Regions from separate parts of the Homo sapiens genome. Here region 2 is linked to region 1. A link is an interaction called in ENCODE POLR2A ChIA-PET data of the cell type or tissue named here. Cell type or tissue: MCF 10A. All regions are shown on one strand. Links, peaks and the distances in the headings refer to the core of each region. The heading gives the core; the rest is flanking DNA.

The links. ChIA-PET counts read pairs that join two places held together with the same protein. Peaks named below come from ENCODE experiments on the same cell type or tissue, not always from the same donor. Only the 100,000 strongest peaks of a DNase experiment are listed, where the experiment ranks them.
Region 2: POLR2A ChIA-PET joins it to region 1 with 13 read pairs; 2 of 35 experiments call an interaction of 5 or more read pairs at or near these places.

Annotation. Positions count from the first base shown.
Region 1 is chr13:51,553,180-51,563,657 of GRCh38, forward strand. No RefSeq gene overlaps it. Among named protein-coding and RNA genes, the nearest start is that of MIR4703, 5.8 kb to the left of the region's middle. In MCF 10A, for the core only: no CTCF peak of the experiment used is centred there; a DNase peak (open chromatin) is centred at 4,932.
Region 2 is chr13:51,692,516-51,702,993 of GRCh38, forward strand. All of the region lies in intron 3 of WDFY2 (WD repeat and FYVE domain containing 2), which reads left to right. Among named protein-coding and RNA genes, the nearest start is that of DHRS12, 110 kb to the right of the region's middle. In MCF 10A, for the core only: no CTCF peak of the experiment used is centred there; no DNase peak of the experiment used is centred there.

The DNA of each region.
Region 1 (10,478 bases), core at 1,179-9,178:
TACTAAAATATATTCATTAGTAGTTTGTTCATGTTCTCATGTTCATTGTTTATTATTAATATAGTCATGTTCATTGTTAATTTATCAAAAATATATATATATAATTTCCAATTCAGCTTAGCATTACAAAATTGATTGACATTGATTGAGTTGATGTAATACCCTCCAAAGCAAAGAAACCAGATTAATTTGTCTGGGTGGTTAATCTTAATTCCTAAGAGTTAAGAGGCTGCAGGTTGGGACTGTCTGCATCCAGTTGACTATAAGTTTTTTGTTTTGTTTTGTTTTTACAAGTCTGAGAGTCAATGCTATTTATATTTGTATTTCTATTCAGTCCAGTGCTTGGACAAATGGTACCTCAGAGGGTCCTGTGGGTTCAGCAAAGCAGCTCAGGAGCAGAAATGGGGGTGGGAAAAGAGGAGTCTTAGGGCCCCAAAACCTATTTCATCTACAGCAGCCTCACTTTTTTCTGCTTTAAATGCTAGATTCTGCTTAAGATTTTCTTTTTCTTTTCCTTTTTTTTTGAGACAGAGTCTTGCTCAATTGCCTAGGCTGGAGTGCAGTGATGCTATCTTGGCTCACTACAACTTCCCCTTCTTGGGTTCAAGTGATTCTCCTGCCTCAGTCTCCCGATTAGCTGGGATTACAGATGTGTGCCACCACCCCCAGCTGATTTTTGTATTTTTAATAGAGACAGGTTTTCACAATGTTAGCCAGGCTGATCTCGAACTCCTGGCCTCAAGTGATGTGCCTGCCTCAGCCTCCCAGAGTGCTGGGATTACAGGCGTGAGCCACCACACCTGGCCTTAAGATTTGCTTTGAAGAAAGCGTTTAAACCATAAAAATAATTTGAAAAATATGACTTAATCAAACTCAATTATATAGATGAGAATAATGAGGCATAGAAAAATTAAATGAAACTGGCCCAAGGTTATAGAGCTAATTAATGGCAAAATACTCATTCAGTCAATCAACAAATATTTATTGAACACTGTAGAAATAAAAATTGTAAAGCTAAAGCTTTGATTTGTTCTTAGTTTAAAAACAATCTGTGAGTCACTGTATTGGATTAGAAGCATTAGGATGAAAGAATCTTGTTTTCATAAATTGGTGGAGAACTGACATTATCGTGTATGTTACTATTGTTCAATAAGACAAGGAAGAGAGGGCAGGGGCATATTAGCATTCAGGTGACCACAGGAGGTTGGGGACAGGTCAGGTTTGGTAAAGGGCTTGTTTCAATTTAAATCTATGGTGGCTCAGGCTCTGATTGTCATACTAGTGCTCTCATTAATGTGCACAGGGAAGGAGCCAAGAACCCCACTTGACCCAAGATTAACATTAAGGTTTTGTTTCATTTCCCAGATTAAATATGTGATTAGCACCAAACCTGGAAAAACCCGTGGCTATAGGATATGTGTAATTTAATCTATAAAATGTATTTGTAAAAGCCAATTCATTGTACATGTTCAACTTAATAAGTTCACTGGCATTATGATAACTTATCCATGACTGGGTATTGCATATGCTCTCCAGTTAGTCCAAAAGTTATAGCCCTTCTGATTCTAACTTTCTCTTTACAAACTATTTGCAATAAAGCTCATCTTTAGCAGATTCAAATCCAAATATAACACAAAGCTTTGTTCTTGGCCAGCACCAGTCAAGAGCCAGCCCTTCTAGGCATGGAGGATACAGCAATGAACATGTTGGGAGAGTTTGCTGTTTCTATGAACTAGCCTTGGGTCTCTTGCTTTCTGGTCCAATTCTGTTTCCAACACAGCATGCAAGGTTGAAGACGCATTCTACTCTTCTGCAAATACTTGTCGTTACAGCTTATGCTTATATCTTCACATTATTTATTCATTTATTCAACAAATATTTGTTGAATAGCTTCTATTACCAGACTATACTAAGTGCTGGGCATCTTGATATGAATTAGCTCTCAAGGTGCTCACAGACTTATGAGAATATAGACTCGTACACAAATTTTAAACCAGCATAGTGAGTACAACAGTGGGAGGAGAACAAGGTTCAGTCATAATACACAGCAGCAACTGATTAACTCCCTCTGGCATGATATCCACACTTGAATTTGAAGGATTACTAGAGGTTTCCTGGGCAAACCAATGATAGTGGGAGTGGGAATGGCATATGGAAAGCTACACAGGCAAGAGAGAACATGGCTCATTCTGAGAACCACACCCTGGTTTGAAGGAATATACAGTACAAGGTGGCAGGCAATTGATGGGAGGCAGGCAATTGATGGAATTTCAATCTAATGGCCTCTGTTTTCTCTGTGAGATGAGAGTGACAGGATGTTTTGAAATGTAGGCAAAAGCTGGGTAGGAAACTTGGAGGGAGGTTTAAAAGGACTGCTGAATTGTTTGTAAAACAGAAAGGATTGGGAAAAACCTAAAGGCCTATCAAAAGGGAACTGGCTTAACAGATTACAGTCCACCCATGCAATGGAATACCACACAGCCAGGAAAAAAGATATGTATTGATATATATTGATATGGGAAGATCTGTAAGACATAAATTTTTTAGTGAAAAAAGAAAGTGCAGAACTATGTGTTCCTTTATGTTTTATGTAAAAGAAAAAAAATTTCCTAATATGCATAAAATGTCTCTGGAAGAATGCAGCAGTAAGTCACAGTGTTGTTGCCCATGGGTAGAGAATCTGGATGGCCAGGAGAGAATGGTTGAGAGAGTTGACGTTGTACACTTCTGAATTTTTTAATCATAGGACTGTATTATTTATTCAAAATGAATGAAAAAAATATCTAAAATCCATTTGGTAAAATAAAAAAGAATAATTTCTGAGGTCAATGGAAAATAAAATTACTAAATTTTGTCCTAATGGCTATGTTCCTCTAGAACCTTGTGCTTAAGGCTAACTTGGGAAAATATGAAGGAAATATTTCTTTTCATTAGGAGTTTCTGTTTGGGAAAGGTGACTTGGTTGAGTCATGGGGATGAGAGCTGGAGAGAGATTTACAGAGAAACCTAACCAAGGTTGCTGACTTGGCCCCTCATAGCAGCCTCCCCAGCCAGGGTCTCTTCAGCATCCTAGCAAAGCTGCTTTGGTTACATCAAAGCGGCACCTTAAAAAGGATTTAAAATACTTTACTGCACCTATTGGTGCAAAATCCTGTTGGTACTGAGTTAAAACCAAACTCTGCCCTTTAGGAGCTGGGTAGTGGAATGGACACTAATTATTGCTTGACACATTAACAAATAAAAACCAAGACTGACTTTTGTGTGTGAATTGTTGAATCAGATTCATTATCTTATAGTCATACCCTTTTATCTCTAACTAAATACAGAAATAAATATTCTGGGTGTTTGACAAGGAGCCTGTGAAGTATTGTCTCTGTGCCAGGTGATGTTAGGCATTGGCAACACAAGGACGACTAAACCATTGTCCTTAGTGTCTGGGACCGTATAAAGAAAGATACAAAGAGAAAATTAGAATAAAATGTGACCTCTCAGAGAGGCGTGAAGAGAATTCTGTGGGAACCCCGAAGAGGGAGGGAGTAGCTCTACTTGGAAGGAGTGAGGAAGGGCTTCATTGAGGAGAAAATATGTAAACCGAGTCTTAAATGGGGAGTCGAAGTTGAGGGAGGATGATTGGGACATTCCAAGCAAAGAGAATCCAGTGTGCTAAAACAACACAGCTCAAAATAACACAGTGTGTTCACGGGACACCGTGCAGCTGGCTCTGACTCCAGCATCAGGTGCCTTTCAGGGAGTGGTAAGAACTGAGGCTGGACAGGCAGGTTGGGACAGGGTTATGAAGTACCTCAAGGGCCTGGCTAACAAGTTTAGGCTTTGTCATGTCGGCAAATCACTATGTTCTCAATCAATGCGCTGAGAGATGGATTCCTTTGCCATTGCTCTCTAGCCTCTTTTCAAGCAGGCGTCCTTCTGTCAGCTTCCATATTCTTGTTAAAGGCAGAACCATAATACGGAAGGCAGGTTTGCGGACTTGGTGTTACCTTTTCCATTCTTCTTTTGTATTCTTCTTTCACATCTAATTAGTTCTCAGAGTCTGTGACTCTTCTGTCACAAGCTCTTTCTTTTTTCTTAGCTCCACCATTTAGTAACCATGGCAGGTACAGGGCTAAGCGCTTTATATGAGCCATCTTATTCAATCCCCAAAGCAACACAGTGAGGTTGTATTCCAGTCAAGGTTCTTGGTGGCAAGCAGCAGGTAACTCAAGCAGAAAAGGAACTTACTGGAAGTATATCAGGCAACCCACAGCATACATAGGAAGGTGAAGCACTGGGAGCCAAGGGAAGAAGTGGAGCACAGAGTTAAGGTTCTACCTCTGCAACAATTTCCCAGGACATGTTCTGCCATGCGTCTGAACTCTCATGCCAACCACAGCAGCCTTGAAAATCTCAAACTGACCACAGTGCCTTTGCATCACTACCCCTAAGTACAGAGAGATGTGTGTGCACTAACTGGCCCTGCTCAGAGCATGTGTCTATGCCCTAGCTGCCAGAGGGAGGCAGAGAAAGTTTCCCCTTTGTGGCTTCCCACTTACATTGAAATTCACTCAAGTCAGGAAGAATTTTCAGATACCGGACAGCAAAAATGACAAACTTCTACTATCGTACTATTATTTCCTGCATTTTGTGGATGATGGGATAGACTTAGAGCAGGTAGGTTGGTTACCCAATTACCCAAGTAACACAGTTAGTCAGTAGTCGAGCCAGGATTGAAGCCCAAGTCAGTTTATCTGAAAAGCCCACACTGTTATGCAATCAGCTGCATTGCCTGCTCTAAACCATTCCAGCTTTATTTCACAGCCCACACACGAGTCCAGGCTCCCCGCACCTCGTTTGCATTACTGCCTCCTCCCTGGTCTTCCTGCTTTGTGTTCCCTCATCTCAGTTCGTCCTCTACTCAATTGCTAAGATAATATTTTTCGAGTACTAACTACATTGTGTCAGCCTCTTGTTCAAAAAACTTGTGACTCACCCCTTCAAGAGCCTGCCCTGACTAATATCATTCCACACTGATCACTCCCTCCGTAATCAGTCAAATAATGCTGCTGTGCCATCACAAATGTATAATTCATACTATACTATCTTGTACTTATTAATAGTCTCTAGTCATTACATTTATATGTGACTTCGCTGAGGGCATGGAACCTGTCTTCTGCTGCCTTTGTGACTTTAACGACAGATACTAGCATCTAACACAGTGTGTGTCTTCTCATCTTGTAATCCCAGGACCTTCCAGAATATGTGCATTATGCTCATCAGTGTTATTCTTTGCTGAGCACTTCTCATTTGCTAATTCATTATTAGCTTCCCTGAAGTTGCCCAATTGCTTTCTATGTTTCTTTGCCACATGTACTGTGCCCTACCAAGAATAAGCATATTTAAAAATTATTGCTAATGATGATAGTTTTATTTCGTCTTTTGTAAATGTTTAACTGTATGATAGTGTAAGTTGAGGAACGGTTAAAGTGGTATGTTTTTCTCAGAACTGTGAGGGGAAAGGAAATAGTATTTGGGCATCCTTGCTCCCTTCCTTCTGATTAGGAATGATAAAGGGATCCTAAGCATGGAGCGTAACATGCAATTAGGTCATCTGGCTGGCCGGGTTACCAGCTTGAGGTTCCTATTGAGAAGCTTCTTGCCTGGTTCCTACCTTCAAAGGGCAGAGGTCATCTTTAGCAACTAGTAATGCCCTGCACCCTCAAAGACTTTTAGATTCCTCCAAATCCAGACCAAGAGAGCCAAGACCAGAGACAGAGACACAAGCCACTTCACCTTCCATCTGCCTGTGCCCCTGTCTCCAGATACTTCTTCTGAGGACCTGTCTCTTTTTCGGGTTTATGATGTCAGATAAGGTCACACCTACACACAAAGCACACAACTTGGTGATCAATATTTAAATTATGAGTCAGAATTCAGAAAACCCGAATTTATCCAAAGGATATTCACATGTGCTCTGGGCATTTCATAGGTGCCAAAAGTAAAGAGAAATAAGAGTTTCTGCCCTCAAGGAGTTAAGCTTCTATCTGGGAAGACAAATCCATTAAACAAATAATTGATGAACAATGGGAAAAAACAACAAATTAATTCTGTACTGGGTATAAGAATGGCACATGGAAGGGTGTGATCTATTGTATTTGGATGAGATCCCAAAACGCTTTACAGAGGATGAGATGCTTGAGCTGGGGTTGAGGGAAGAATAAGAGTTATCTAGACAGTGGGGAAGAGCATTCCAGGAAGAGGGCAGGGACATGTACTGCAGAATAAAATAATTAGGCTGGGCGCAGTGGCTCACGCCTGTAATCCCAGCACTTTGGGAGGCAGAGGCGGGTGGATCATGAGGTCAGGAGATCAAGACCATTCTGGCCAACATGGTGAAACCCCGTCTCTACTAAGAATACAGAAATTAGCTGGGCATGGTGGCGCACACCTGTAGTCCCAGCTACTCGGGAGGCTGAGGCAGGGAATTGCTTGAACCCAGGAGGCAGAGGTTGCACAAAGCCAAGATCGTGCCACCGTCCTCCAGCCTGGCAACAGACTCTGTCTCAAAATAAATAAATAAATAAATACATAAAATAAAAATAAAAATAAAAATAATTGTAAGTAGTTTGGATTCTGAAGATGTTTATCCAGCATCCATTCTTTCCTTCCCTCAAAATTTCCCAGCCATGGAATTGAGGCTGCAATTATATAATTGATCTCATGCCCAGCTCCAGGGATGGGCCTTGATTGTCCTTAGCCAGTCCACATAATCCACTTCCTTGCCACAGTTGGTTCTCAGACAGACATGTCCTCCAGGCCTAAGCAAATTCACCCTGGTATTGCTCAGGCATATTAGTGTAGGGCTGGATATGTGTAACCAGAAAGAAGCCCAGAACTTTGGTTTGATAGTTGGGGGAAGAGATGCACTCACAGTTATTGGACATAGAAGAGGAAGAGGAAGCACATAAACGTGAGCTGTGAGCTGTGGGTTTCTATTTTCTTACCCTATGAGAAGCCAACCAGAAGACAAGGGAATTGCAGAGAAATGGAGCCAATGACCTAATCAAACTCTGATTAAGTGGTTGCTGGTCTCCCCTTCATTGTTTAAAAGATCAGATGAATGACTTGCAACTAAAATCACTGAATTTAGGGCTTGGTGGAGTAGAAGGTAGGAAATGAGATTGTAGAAGGAGGCATGCTTGGGCCAGATGATAACTGTAGGCTCCATTCTAGAGACATGGTAAGCTCTCAAAGCTTTTAGGCCATGGTAGGGAGTAACATGATTTGATGTCAGTTTTAGGAAGATTATTCCAGCAGCAATAAGAAGGGTGACTTGGAGGGAGCAAGTCTGGGGACAGCAAGACTACTGTGAAAACAAAGCCACATTTCCACTTCCTTCATCATGTCACTCAAGGTGCTAGTTATAGTTCCTTTTTACCAACCTCAAAAGGGAACCATCTTTTAAAAACTACTTAATTCATGGACAAATGTTATAGGATATAAGTTCTTTAGAATCTTATGCCCTGGAAGGAAAGATGCATGTTTTAGAAGCCCATGGAATTTTTCCAGAATTTAATGTAGGAGATCAAAGTTTGGGTTATACTAATTGGGCTATCAATTATATCTTGGTCTCTTTCTGTTTCTGCTTAGGACTTCCAGTTTATTCTATACTGCATCCGAGCTCTTTTTATTTATTTGTGGATGCCGTCTTTTTTTCTCATTGTTTTAGAGTTTTTTGTTTGTTGGTTTTAGCCCTTTTTCCCTAGAGACAGAATGGCAGTTGGAGGGAAAGAATAACATTAGGTCCTTTGGCACAAAAGCCCTTTTCCCTAGGTGTGTGCTGCTCTTGAGGGAAATTAATCTGATCCCAACCAATTTAACTCAAGGGAAGGCATCTTTGATAACAAACATTTGCCCTGATCTCTTTGGCTTCCAGTATTAACTGCCGAGTAAATTCTATTGGATAGGAGAAATATGGGTATGTGACTCTTCTCTGCTCCATTTCACTGGAAACTGCTGTGCAAAGCTAGTAAGAGTCAATCAGTCTTTCTACTGACTTGTCATTACTGAGCTCCCTTTTCGTGCCTTGCACAGTGCTTGATTCTTGGGGCAGTACAACAGGAGAGGAAAGGTGAGTCTTTTCTTAGAAAGGGCTTACAAGATGGAGTGTGAGTTTGGGAAATGCTTTTCCTAAAACCATGTCTGTGAGACCTAAGCATACACAACAACAGCTGGTTCATCTATAGAATGGTTATACTGTGTTAACCCTTGATGCTTATAAAAAGTTTTTTAACGTGTCATCAGATATATCCAAGGAATTTCAGATGTCATTCTGCCAGGACTCCTCCAGTGACCACATTAGAATTTTGGTCATTAACCATTGACCTTTAATCACAGTCCTTGAGGATAAAGATGATCTCATTCTTTGTTAACAGAATCATTTATCTTCCTCATGTGTATAATTTTAGGGGTATATTAAACCAAAAGCAGGCACTAGATGGAAACTATGTTATCCCCAAAAGTTCTAGAAAGATACAAATTGTCCATTCCTTTGTAAAGCAACTTTAGTTATACATGAGAGTTTGGGACAGACTCTTCCAAATGAGTAAATCATTTTGCCTAAATGGCAATATATCTCATATCTCATTGTGCCCCCCATTTTGCTATTTCATATGGCAATCTTCATTCTCCATAGATCTCATTTAATTCCTTTACACATTCTGTTAAACATTATTTGATGCAGAAGACTCATAGCAGATCTGACCACACAGTTATGCTCTAGAACTTTGACACAAACATGGCCTTTAATTTTAAAGCAAATGCTTGTCATGCTAACTCCTCTTTTCTACTTGCTCATTGTGCCCTAGAGCCAGTGGCCCTCTAATGATAAACTCAGCATGTGAGCCACGTTGAGCTCTGCCCTTGACTGTACAAGAGAGTTAATTATATCGAGCACCCAGCTCACTCCCTGGCACGAGGCAGGCTCTGAACAAATATTTTCTGGAAGAATGAATGATTTCAGACCCTCGAATGACAAACTGAGGAAGAGCTGAGGTTTTCATTCGTGGTTTCAGTTAATATTTTTTGAGAGAAACCTTGTTCTAAGAATAGCAGACCCAATTCCTCTTAACCAGATGCACTTGGGATTCCCCTGCTCTCGGTCTCCTAAGGAACAGACCTCACCAGCCACAGTCCTTGTCTCTGACTTTAGCCCAGTTCAGGACTAGTGTATGGGTGGGTCTGTGGTGGCATGGAAGTTATTAGTAAAGAGAAAGCAAAGAAGGAACAGAAACATAAGCTCCCTTCCTTCCGTCTTTTTGTCACTATTTTACTCTATCACCACTTCCCTAGATTGGTTCCCACTCCCACTTCATCCTACCTTACTCTCCTCGTTCCTCTGCAGAAAATTCCAGGAGAGCAGGTTTTCCTCTGAAATTTAGATAAACCTCTCATTCACTGCTGGTGGGAATGCACAATGGTACAGCCACTTTGGACGCAGTTTGGCAGTTCCTTATAAAACTAAACATACTCTTACCTATGGTCCAGCAATCACACTCCTTGGTATTTACCCAAATGAGTAGAAAACATACGTCCACCACACAAAGACCTGTATACAGATGTTTAGAGTGGCTTGATTCATAGATGCCAAAATTTGGAAGCAACCAAGATGTCCTTCAATAGATGAATGGATAAATAAACTATGGTACGTCCAGGCGATGGAATATTATTCAGTGCTAAAAATAAATGAGCCATCAAGCCATGAAAAACATGGAGGAAGCTTAAATCCATATTACTAAGTGAAAGAAGCAAATCTGAAAAGGCTCTATATGGTGTGATTTCAACTGTATGGAATTCTGGAAGAGGCAAAACTATGGAGACAATTAAAAAAAAAATCTGACTGGGCATGGTGGCTCACACCTGTAATCCCAACACTTTGGGAGGCCAAGACAGGAGGATTGCTTGAGCCCAAAAATTCGAAACCAACCTTGGCAATATAGCAAAAACCCCATTTCTATTAAAAAATAAAAATAAAAACAGAAAAAGATAAAAAGAAAAATAATCAGTGATTGCCAGAGGTTGTGGAGAGAAGGGGGTGAATAGATGGAACACAGAGGATTTTTAGGACAGTGAAACTACTCTGTATGATACTACAGTGGTGAATACATGTCATTATACACTTGTCCAAACCCATAGAATGTACAAAACCAAGAGTGGATCTTAATGTAAACTACAAACTTTGGATGATAATGGTTCATTGATTAACAAATGTACCACTGTGGTGGGGGGGGTGTTGACAGTGTGCTTGGGGAGTGTGCAGGAGGTGGCACATGGCAACTCTGCACTTTCTGCTGTGAACCTAAATCTGTTCTTAAAATATAAAGTCCATTAAAAAGGATAGATAAGCCTTAATTTAGCCCTTTATGTATAGGAAAACCTATTGTTAGCACACACTTGCCTAGTTTAAAGAGGAGTGGAGAAGACTG
Region 2 (10,478 bases), core at 1,495-9,494, 140 kb after region 1:
AACCAGCCTTGCATCCCAGGGATGAAGCCCACTTGATCATGGTGGATAAGCTTTTCGATGTGCTGCTGGATTCGGTTTGCCAGTATTTTATTGAGGATTTTTGCATCAATGTTCATCAAGGATATTGGTCTAAAATTCTCTTTTTTGGTTGTATCTCTGCCTGGCTTTGGTATCAGGATGATGCTGGCCTCATAAAATGAGTTAGGGAGGATTCCCTCTTTTTCTATTGATTGGAATAGTTTCAGAAGGAGTGGTACCAGTTCCTCCTTGTACCGCTGGTAGAATTCGGCTGTGAATCCATATGGTCCTGGATTCTTTTTGGTTGGTAAGCTATTGATTATTGCCACAATTTCAGAGCCTGTTATTGGTCTATTCAGAGATTCAACTTCTTCCTGGTTTAGTCTTGTGAGGGTGTATATGTTGAGGAATTTATCCATTTCTTCTAGATTTTCTAGTTTATTTGTGTAGAGGTGTTTGTAGTATTCTCTGATGGTAGTTTGTATTTCTGTGGGATTGGTGGTGATATCCCCTTTATCATTTTTTATTGCGTCTATTTGATTCTTCTCTCTTTTTTTCTTTATTAGTCTTGCTAGTGGTCTGTCAATTTTGTTGATCCTTTCAAAAAACCAGCTCCTGGATTCATTAATTTTTTGAAGGTTTTTTTGTGTCTCTATTTCCTTCATTTTAGTTATTTCTTGCCTTCTGCTAGCTTTTGAATGTGTTTGCTCTTGCTTTTCTAGTTCTTTTCATTGTGATGTTAGGGTGTCAATTTTGGATCTTTCCTGCTTTCTCTTGTGGGCATTTAGTGCTATAAATTTCCCTCTACACACTGCTTTGAATGTGTCCCAGAGATTCTGGTATGTTGTGTCTTTGTTCTCATTGGTTTCAAAGAACATCTTTATTTCTGCCTTCATTTCGTTATGTACCCAGTAGTCATTCAGGAGCAGGTTGTTCAGTTTCCATGTAGTTGAGCCGTTTTGAGTGAGTTTCTTAATCCTGAGTTCTAGTTTGATTGCACTGTGGTCTGAGAGACAGTTTGTTATAATTTCTGTTCTTTTACATTTGCTGAGGAGAGCTTTACTTCCACCTATGTGGTCAATTTTGGAATAGGTGTGGTGTGGTGCTGAAAAAAATGTATATTCTGTTGATTTGGGGTGGAGAGTTCTGTAGATGTCTATTAGGTCTGCTTGGTGCAGAGCTGAGTTCAATTCCTGGGTATCCTTGTTAACTTTCTGTCTCGTTGATCTGTCTAATGTTGACAGTGGGGTGTTCAAGTCTCCCATTATTATTGTGTGGGAGTCTAAGTCTCTTTATAGGTCACTCAGGACTTGCTTTATGAATCTGGGTACTCCTGTATTGGGTGCATATATATTTAGGATAGTTAGCTCTTCTTGTTGAATTGATCCCTTTACCATTATGTAATGGCCTTCTTTGTCTCTTTTGATCTTTGTTGGTTTAAAGTCTGTTTTATCAGAGACTAGGATTGCAACCCCTGCCTTTTTTTGTTTTCCATTTGCTTGATAGATCTTCCTCCATCCTTTTATTTTGAGCCTATGTGTGTCTCTGCACGTGAGATGGGTTTCCTGAATACAGCACACTGATGGGTCTTGACTCTTTATCCAATTTGCCAGTCTGTGTCTCTTAATTGGAGCATTTAGTCCATTTACATTTAAAGTTAATATTTTTATGTGTGAATTTGATCCTGTCATTATGATGTTAGCTGGTTATTTTGCCCGTTACTTGATGCAGTTTCTTCCTAGCCTTGATGGTCTTTACAATTTGGCATGATTTTTCAGTGGCTGGTACTGGTTGTTCCTTTCCATGTTTAGTGCTTCCTTCAGGAGCTCTTTTAGGGCAGGCCTGGTGGTGACAAAATCTCTCAGCATTTGCTTGTCTGTAAAGTATTTTATTTCTCCTTCACTTATGAAGTTTAGTTTGGCTGGATATGAAATTCTGGGTTGAAAATTCTTTTCTTTAAGAATGTTGAATATTGGCCCCCAGCCTCTTCTGGCTTATAGTTTCTGCCCAGAGATCCGCTGTTAGTCTGATGGGCTTCCCTTTGTGGGTAACCCGACCTTTCTCTCTGGCTGCCCTTAACATTTTTTCCTTCATTTCAACTTTGGTGAATGTGACAATTATGTGTCTTGGAGTTGCTCTTCTTGAGGAGTATCTTTGTGGCGTTCTCTGTATTTCCTGAGTCTGAATGTTGGCCTGCCTTGCTAGATTGGGGAAGTTCTCCTGGATAATATCCTGCAGAGTGTTTTCCAACTTGGTTCCATTTTCCCCGTCACTTTCAGGTACACCAATCAGACGTAGATTTGGTCTTTTCACATAGTCCCATATTTCTTGGAGGCTTTGTTCGTTTCTTTTTGTTCTTTTTTCTCTAAACTTCCCTTCTCACTTCATTTCATTCATTTGATCTTCCATCACTGATACCCTTTCTTCCAGTTGATCGCATCGGCTCCTGAGGCTTCTGCATTCTTCACGTAGTTCTCAAGCCTTGGCTTTCAGCTCCATCAGCTCCTTTAAGCACTTCTCTATATTGGTTATTCTAGTTATACATTCGTCTAAATTTTTTTCAAAGTTTTCAACTTCTTTGCCTTTGGCTTGAATTTCCTCCTGTAGCTTGGAGTAGTTTGATCGTCTGAAGCCTTCTTCTCTCAGCTCGTCAAAGGCATTCTCCGTCCAGCTTTGTTCCGTTGCTGGTGAGGAGCTGCGTTCCTTTGGAGGAGGAGAGGCGCTCTGCTTTTTAGAGTTTCCAGTTTTTCTGCTCTGTTTTTTCCCCATCTTTGTGGTTTTATCTACTTTTGGTCTTTGATGATGGTGATGTACAGATGGGTTTTTGGTGTGGATGTCCTTTCTGTTTGTTAGTTTTCCTTGTAACAGACAGGACCCTCAGCTGTATGTCTGTTGGAGTTTGCTAGAGGTCCACTCCAGACCCTGTTTGCCTGGGTACCAGCAGCGATGGCTGGAGAACAGCGGATTTTCATGAACCGGGAATGCTGCTGTCTGATCATTCCTCTGGATGTTTTGTCTCAGAGGAGTACCCAGCTGTGTGAGGTGTCAGTCTGCCCCTACTGGGGGGTGCCTCCCAGTTAGGCTGCTCGGGGGTCAGGGGTCAGGGACCCACCTGAGGAGGCAGTCTGCCTGTTCTCAGATCTCTAGCTGTGTGCTGGGAGAACCACTGCTCTCTTCAAAGCTGTCAGACAGGGACATTTAAGTCTGCAGAGGTTACTGCTGTCTTTTTGTTTGTCTGCCCCCAGAGGTGGAGCCTACAGAGGCAGGCAGGCCTCCTTGAGCTGTGGTGGGCTCCACCCAGTTGGAGCTTCCGGGCTGCTTTGTTTACCTAAGCAAGCCTGGACAATGGTGGGTGCCCCTCCCCCAGCCTTGCTGCCGCCTTGCAGTTTGATCTCAGACTGCTGTGCTAGCAATCAGCAAGACTGTGGGCGTAGGACCCTCCGAGCCAGGTGCGGGATATAATCTCCTGGTGGGCCGTTTTTAAAGCCCATCGGAAAAGTGCAGTATTGGGGTGGGAGTGACCCGATTTTCCAGGTGCTGTCTGTCACCCCTTTCTTTGACTGGGAAAGGGAACTCCCTGACCCCTTGCGCTTCCCGAGTGAGGCAATGCCTCGCCCTGCTTTGGCTAGTGCAGGGTGTGCTGCACCCACTATCCTGCACCCACTGTCTGGCACTCCCTAGTGAGATGAACCCAGTACCTCAGATGGAAATGCAGAAATCACCCATCTTCTGCATCGCTGACGCTGGGAGCTGTAGACCAGAGCTGTTCCTTTTTGGCCATCTTGGCTCCAGCCCCCAATCAAAATTGTAAATGTGATTTTTCTTTTTTGCTATTAAAAAGATTATTTATGTTCATCTAGCTACATTTTTCTTTAAGAAAAGAATTTAGGAGCACATAGCCTTTATATTAACATATAAGTTGTATCTACTATAATTAAATCATTTTGGTTCCGGCAAAGGAATAAAACAGGGTTGGAGAACCCCCAAACAGACTCAGTTCATTGAAAGCAAATAAAATGTGGTAAAGATGACCACAAGTCAGTGTGAATGGGAAAAGTTATTAAACAAATGGTGCTGGAGCAGTTGGTTTGCTTTTAAGAAAAAGATCGATTTTAATTCGCACCTCTTGTCTTATACCAAAATTAATTCCAGGAGCATGAAGCATCATTACATGTAAGTAAAGCCTTAAAAAAGAAAAAGAAAAACTAGAAGTCAGTTTACTGGACATTTATAAACAATCTATCAAGAAGAATGTTGTAAGCTTAAAAGAATGGAAGTCATAAACGAAAATATTATTTTATTTAACTACATAAAATGCAGAACTTCCCAGCATTAAGAGAATCTACTTAAATACAGTTTTTTAAAAGCAACAAATAGTTCCGTGGAATATGACAGAGAAAGGAAAATATCCTCAGTCCATGACAATCGTATGCAAATAGATAAGAAAAACAATAAAATCCTGTGGATAGAAAAGTCATGAAAGAGGAAATACTAAGGGCCAGTAAACATTTTAAGGTGTTAAAATGTTTTAATTCTATTTTTATCTAAGTTGTAGTAATTTTAGAATATACTTATCAGCTAGAATTAAATAAAGTAGGCACTCTAGAATACTAATGGAAAGGACATAAATTGGCACAAACTGTTTAGAAAAAATATTGGTAATATTCAGAGCTTTAGAAATATTTTTCCTTTATGTCAATAGTTTTGTTTCTAGAAAACCATCCAAAGAAAATAATCATAAATATACACAAAGATTATTCATAAGGATATTCCTGTTTTTATAATAATAAAACATTGGTGTCTTAGAAATGTAACAGACTGGATGCAGTGACTCACGCCTATAATCCCAGCACTTTCGGAAGGCTGAGGCAGGCAGATTGCTGGAGCTCAGGAGTTCAAGAGCAGCCTGGGTAACGTGGTAAAACGCCATCTCTACAAAAAATACAAAAATTAGCCATGTGTGGTGGCTTGTGCCTGTAGTCCCAGCTACTCAGGAGGCTGAGGTGGGATGATCATTTGAGCTTAGGAGGTTGAGGCTGCAGTGAGCTGTGTTCATGCCACTACACTCCAGCCTGGGTGACAAAGCAAGATCCTGCCTCAAAAAAAAAAAAAAAATGAAATGTAACAGTTAAAGACTAATTAGGTAAAATTCTTTATTGCCTTCCAATGGGATATTACGTAGCCATTAAAATTCACTGTTTCAAAAAATAGGTAGTGACATGAGAAATGCCCATCTAATAGTGTTAAGTTAAAAAGGAGAGCTACAAAACATCATCAGTAGTACTACTATTCCAATTGTATGTGTTTCTGTGTATACACGGGGAAAAGCTTAAGAAGCTGAATTCTAATTCTTCAATTATAATTGTTCAATATCTTCCAAAAGATTTAAAGAAAAGCTTCTTAATCCATTTTTTTAAATTAGCTCTCATAGAGTACTTATTATGTGACAGGCACTGCTTTAAAATGCTTTATAAATAATAACTCAGTCCTCATACAGTCTTATGAGGCTAGTACACAAAAGGAAAGTGAAGCACAGAGCTCTTGAGCAACTTGTCAAGATCATTTAACAAGTATGTGTTTTAGCTCGGATTTAAACTGGACAATTTGGTTCCAGTGCCCAAGCTCTTAAGCACCGTGCTTTGCTATCTTTAAACCAGAACCCAATGAAGATAGCACCAAAATGGAAAACTATAGACCAATAATAATCTTAAATGTATATGTAAAAATTCTTATTGAATATTAGCATATCAAATCCAGTAGTGTATCAAAGGAAGAATACATCAGGGCAAGTTTGAATTCTTTCAAGAAGTTAAGAATGGGTCAATATCAGAAAACTGTTTAACAATAATCAATTACTTTTATAAATTGAAGGATTTTAACAAATTTTGTTTAATAGATATCAAAAGCAAATTCCATTCAATTTAATTAAATTTGGCAGCTACTCTTAAAAATTCCAGATAAAACTAAAATAGCAGTGATTACCTAATCTTGGTCAGGGTTTAGGTAAGTCAACAACAAATACGGTGTTAAATGCTGCAATAGCATACTAATGCTATTAATACACGTGTATCCCAAAACCAAGAGCTATTTTCATTATGTGCGAGAAGTAATTCATTGAAAATTGAAATGGGGTTGGGAGAAATGCCATTTAAACTATTAAGGAAAAATTGTATATAAGTACTTGAGTATATTACAGTTAAAATATTATTCCTTCCCAAATTAAAACTTAAAAGATATAATGCAATTTTAACTCATAATGCCATGGTTGTTTGTTAAGTAAAAAAAATAAAACATTTCAGTACTACGAAAGATTTGATAAAATTCAAAGGCAGACTATTAGGAGAGAAAATACTGTCAATTCACATATTAAACAAAGGATAACTATCCCTAATAATCAAAGAATTTCTACAATTTAGTAAGACAGTTACAAATGCAATAGACAAAAAGAACCAAAGGATATGCCTGGACCACATCATATATACTGCCTCAGATTTTCTTGATTGTACTTGTTTCCTGGGCTCTCTTGGCACCTTGTTCCACCCTGAGGCCAAAGCCCAGAGGATCTGGTTCCCCTGCTACTTCTGAATTACATGAAGCACAGCTCTGCAAGGCCACAGATCTGACTTCCCCAGTGGCTGCAACAGGGCTAGGTGGTACAACTTTCTACACGGAGGGAGAAATTAGATTCATGTGGAGCTATGATTAAAATGCAAAGGGATATGGGAGACAGCTGGCAGATAAATTCCCTCTCCATCCCTTCCTTCAGTGGATTTTTCCAAAACCTGGTGTTTCACTTCTGTCTGTCCAGAGACTTCCTGAATGCTGGAGAAGCAGCTGGGCATCTTGTGAAACTCAGGCGAGCTTGGTAATGCATCACCGTCTTTCTCCGCTTTGCTTTGCTTTACCCTCACTGCTGCCGATATTGCACCTTCAAATAAAGCATTAGACTTACGCTTTGCTTCACGCTGTTTTTCAGAGAACCAGGCTACAGCAGAATTTGAACAGAAAATTCATAAAACAAGAAATGAATGAAAATAGCCAATAACCAAAAAGTTATCCAGCTCATAGTGTAATGAACATAAACCACAATGAGATACCCTCTTGTTTCACACATCAGTTTGGCAAAAATTGAAAAGATGAATAGTGTCCAATGCTGATAAGATGTGGGAAAATAAGCTGTCAAATGAAGATGGGGGTAGGTGAGAGAGTGCATGGCTGCATGCTTCCTGGAAAGTAATCTAGCGGTGTTTATTAAGACATTAAATGTACATAATATTTGAGCCAGCATATCTTCTACATAGACATTAGTTCATATGGATATACTTGCAAAGACCTTTCTCAAAGTATTGCTATAATTGTAAATTATAGCAGACAAATGGAATGTCCACTTAAAATGTGAAGTACTTGAATAAAGTTTGGCATATCCATTTTATGGAATATTATACAGCCATCAGAAAGAATAAGTTAGAACTACGTGCTTCTGGAAAATAGTGCTCTGCTGTATTTTGGGTGAAAACAGAAAGTTACAGAATAATATCTATAATGTGATCCTGTTTTTATACAACAAAAAAAGTATATATGTTCATATATGTTTGTATAAGGGTTTAAAAAAAAGACATGGAGGGATACGCCAGACCGTTAACATTGGTTGCCTCACAAGGGTGAGATTGAAGGTGAAGACAGTTGTTAGCTTTTTGCTTGTATATCCTATATTGTTTGATGTATTACAGTGAGCATTAAAAACTAAGTGATAGATGGGTGGACAGCTGAATGGAAAGAAGGAAGGATAGAAATAATAAAAAAAGAAGGAATAGAAACTATTTTATCCAAAATATTTCAAATGTGTATATCTTTGATCTAATTTCTTTTGAACTTTGGTTGGTCAATCCTAACAAAGTAATTGCAGCCAAACCTTTACATTTTAATTGTTCGTGAGTATTAACAGATAAAATCTTTTAAAAACTCAATTTGGCCATGTCTATCAAAATTTCAATGGTCATACTCTCTGATCCAACAATTCTTCTCGGACTTTTATTTTATAGAAATACTGCTGGAGACATATAAAGATATAATGCATTTAATGTAATATTTTCAGTAAGGAAAACTAGAAACAAAGATTCATCAATAAAGGAATATTAAAGTAATATTATGGTCAGGCGTGGTGGCTCATGCCTGTAATCCCAGCACTTTGGGAGGCTGAGACAGGCAGATCACCTGAGGTCGGGGGTTCAAGACCAGCCTGACCAACATGGGGAAACCCTGTCTCTACTAAAAATACAATAAATTAGCCAGGCGTGGTGGCGCATGCCTGTAATCCCAACTACTCGGGAGGCTGAGGTAGGAGAATCGCTTGAACCCAGGAGGCGGAGGTTGCGGTGGGCCAAGATCGCACCATTGCACTCCAGCCTGGGCAACAAGAGCGAAGCTCTGTCTCAAAAAAAAGAATGTTATACTACATCCTATACAGTCATCAAAAAGAATGAAGTTGATGAGTATGTACTCATGTGGAATTGCATGCATGAACTGTGAAAAGAAAACAGCATTGCCAAGTAGTTTTAATGTTTTGTTTTATTATACATTATTACAACTGTACGTTCCATAATACTTATCTTTGAGAAATGGTATCACAAGGGATTTTTAGTGTTTATTTTTCTTACATTTCTTAGAGTAGTATATTGTGTTTCTATGATCAAAAAAGTAATAACAAGGCTGGGTGTGGTGGCTCACGCCTGTAATCCCAGCACTTTGGGAACCCGAGGCAGGCGGATCACGAGGTCAGGAGTTCCAGACCAGCCTGACCAACATGGTGAAACCCTGTTTCCACTAAAAATACAAAAATTAGCCAGGCATGGTGGCATGTACCTGTAGTCTCAGCTACTCAGGAGGCTGAGGCAGGAGAATCACTTGAACCCAGGAGGTGGAGGTTGCAGTGAGCCAAGATCACGCCACTGCACTCCAGCCTGGGTGACAGAGCAAGATTCCATCTCAAAAAAAAAAAAAAAAAAAGTAATAACAAAAGCTGACAAAATCTAAATTTTCTCCATAATTATATGTTTTTATTATCATAGGAAAAATAAATGACCAAGAAATTAGGTTTACCAATGCAGTGAACTGGTAATTTTATTTTTAATGTATATATTAAATCCTAAATGCAAACCTCTATTACGTTGTGTTATTTTATACCTTACATTGTTTTGAAAGGAATTGAGGTATCTTTTGACCAGGTCAGAGAACCATTTCAGTATATTCAAAATAATATGAACAATATGAACTCAGAAAACACTTGGCCAGATAACAATTGTCTTCAATAAATTTATTTGTGTATGTGTCACGATATTTGGGACCCTGTAAAGTTGGGGGTCAGGGTCAAGGTCCTGTTGCCTGTGATTAAAAGTTGCTAGTGAATTGTTGCTTAGGCACCTCCCAGGTTTCCTTACCCACACTATAAGCACTTTATAGGCCAGCTACTTTACTTCTTTAAAAATTAGTCTGCTCTGGCCAGGTGCGGTGGTGCACACCTGTAATCCCAGCACTTTGGGAGGCCGAGGTGGGCGGATCACCTGAGGTCAGGAGTTCAAGACCAGCCTGGCCAACATGGTGGAACCCCATGTCTACTAAAAATACCAAAATTAGCTGCACATGGTGGCATGCACCTATAATCCCAGCTACTAGGGAGGCTGAGGCAGGAGAATTACTTGAACCTGGGAGGCAGAGGTTGCAGTGAGCCAGGATCGCGCCACTGCACTCCAACCAGGCAACAGAGCAAGACTCTGTCAAAAAAAAAAAAGAAAAAAAATTAGTCTGCTGTGTCCAATTGTAGGTCTAACTCTTCCAAAACAAGAAGTGGATGTAGTGCCACTCCTTGAAGAAATAATGATATGAATTTTTAAAGTGACAAGTTGAATAATGTTATTACTGAGAAAATCATGGTGAAGAAAATTCATTTGTAGATAAGCTTCTTAAAGGGGGCTGGAATGGAAAAATGAATAAGCAAAGGAACTTTATTGCTTTGTATATTCTCTCACATCATCTCCTACTTTACCTTTGTGATGTTTATCACAATAAAATAATATTTCCTTCTAAAAAATTACACAAACTGCTAAACTCAGGAAGACCCGGATAGCAAGTAAGGCATTTAGGTGTCTGTCTTCCCATCCCCCTTTTTTTAAGTTATCAAAGAAAAATCCTGTATGCTTCCAAATATTTTGAAAAGATTAATTGCGTTGTTTCTAAACTCAGATGAAGGCATCAATTTATTATACTTTGCAGCTTTCCTTATGTTTTATAATATACTCTTAAAGAATACCTGGATATTTTGCTTTTGAATGAAGTCTAAGGACTCAAAACCTGGCTGGATCTCATAAACAATCAGCTTCTACATACAGGTCACTGTATACGCAGATGCATGGGTGAAACAACAGACACTTATGTGTCCCCACCAAGGGTATATATAATGCGCG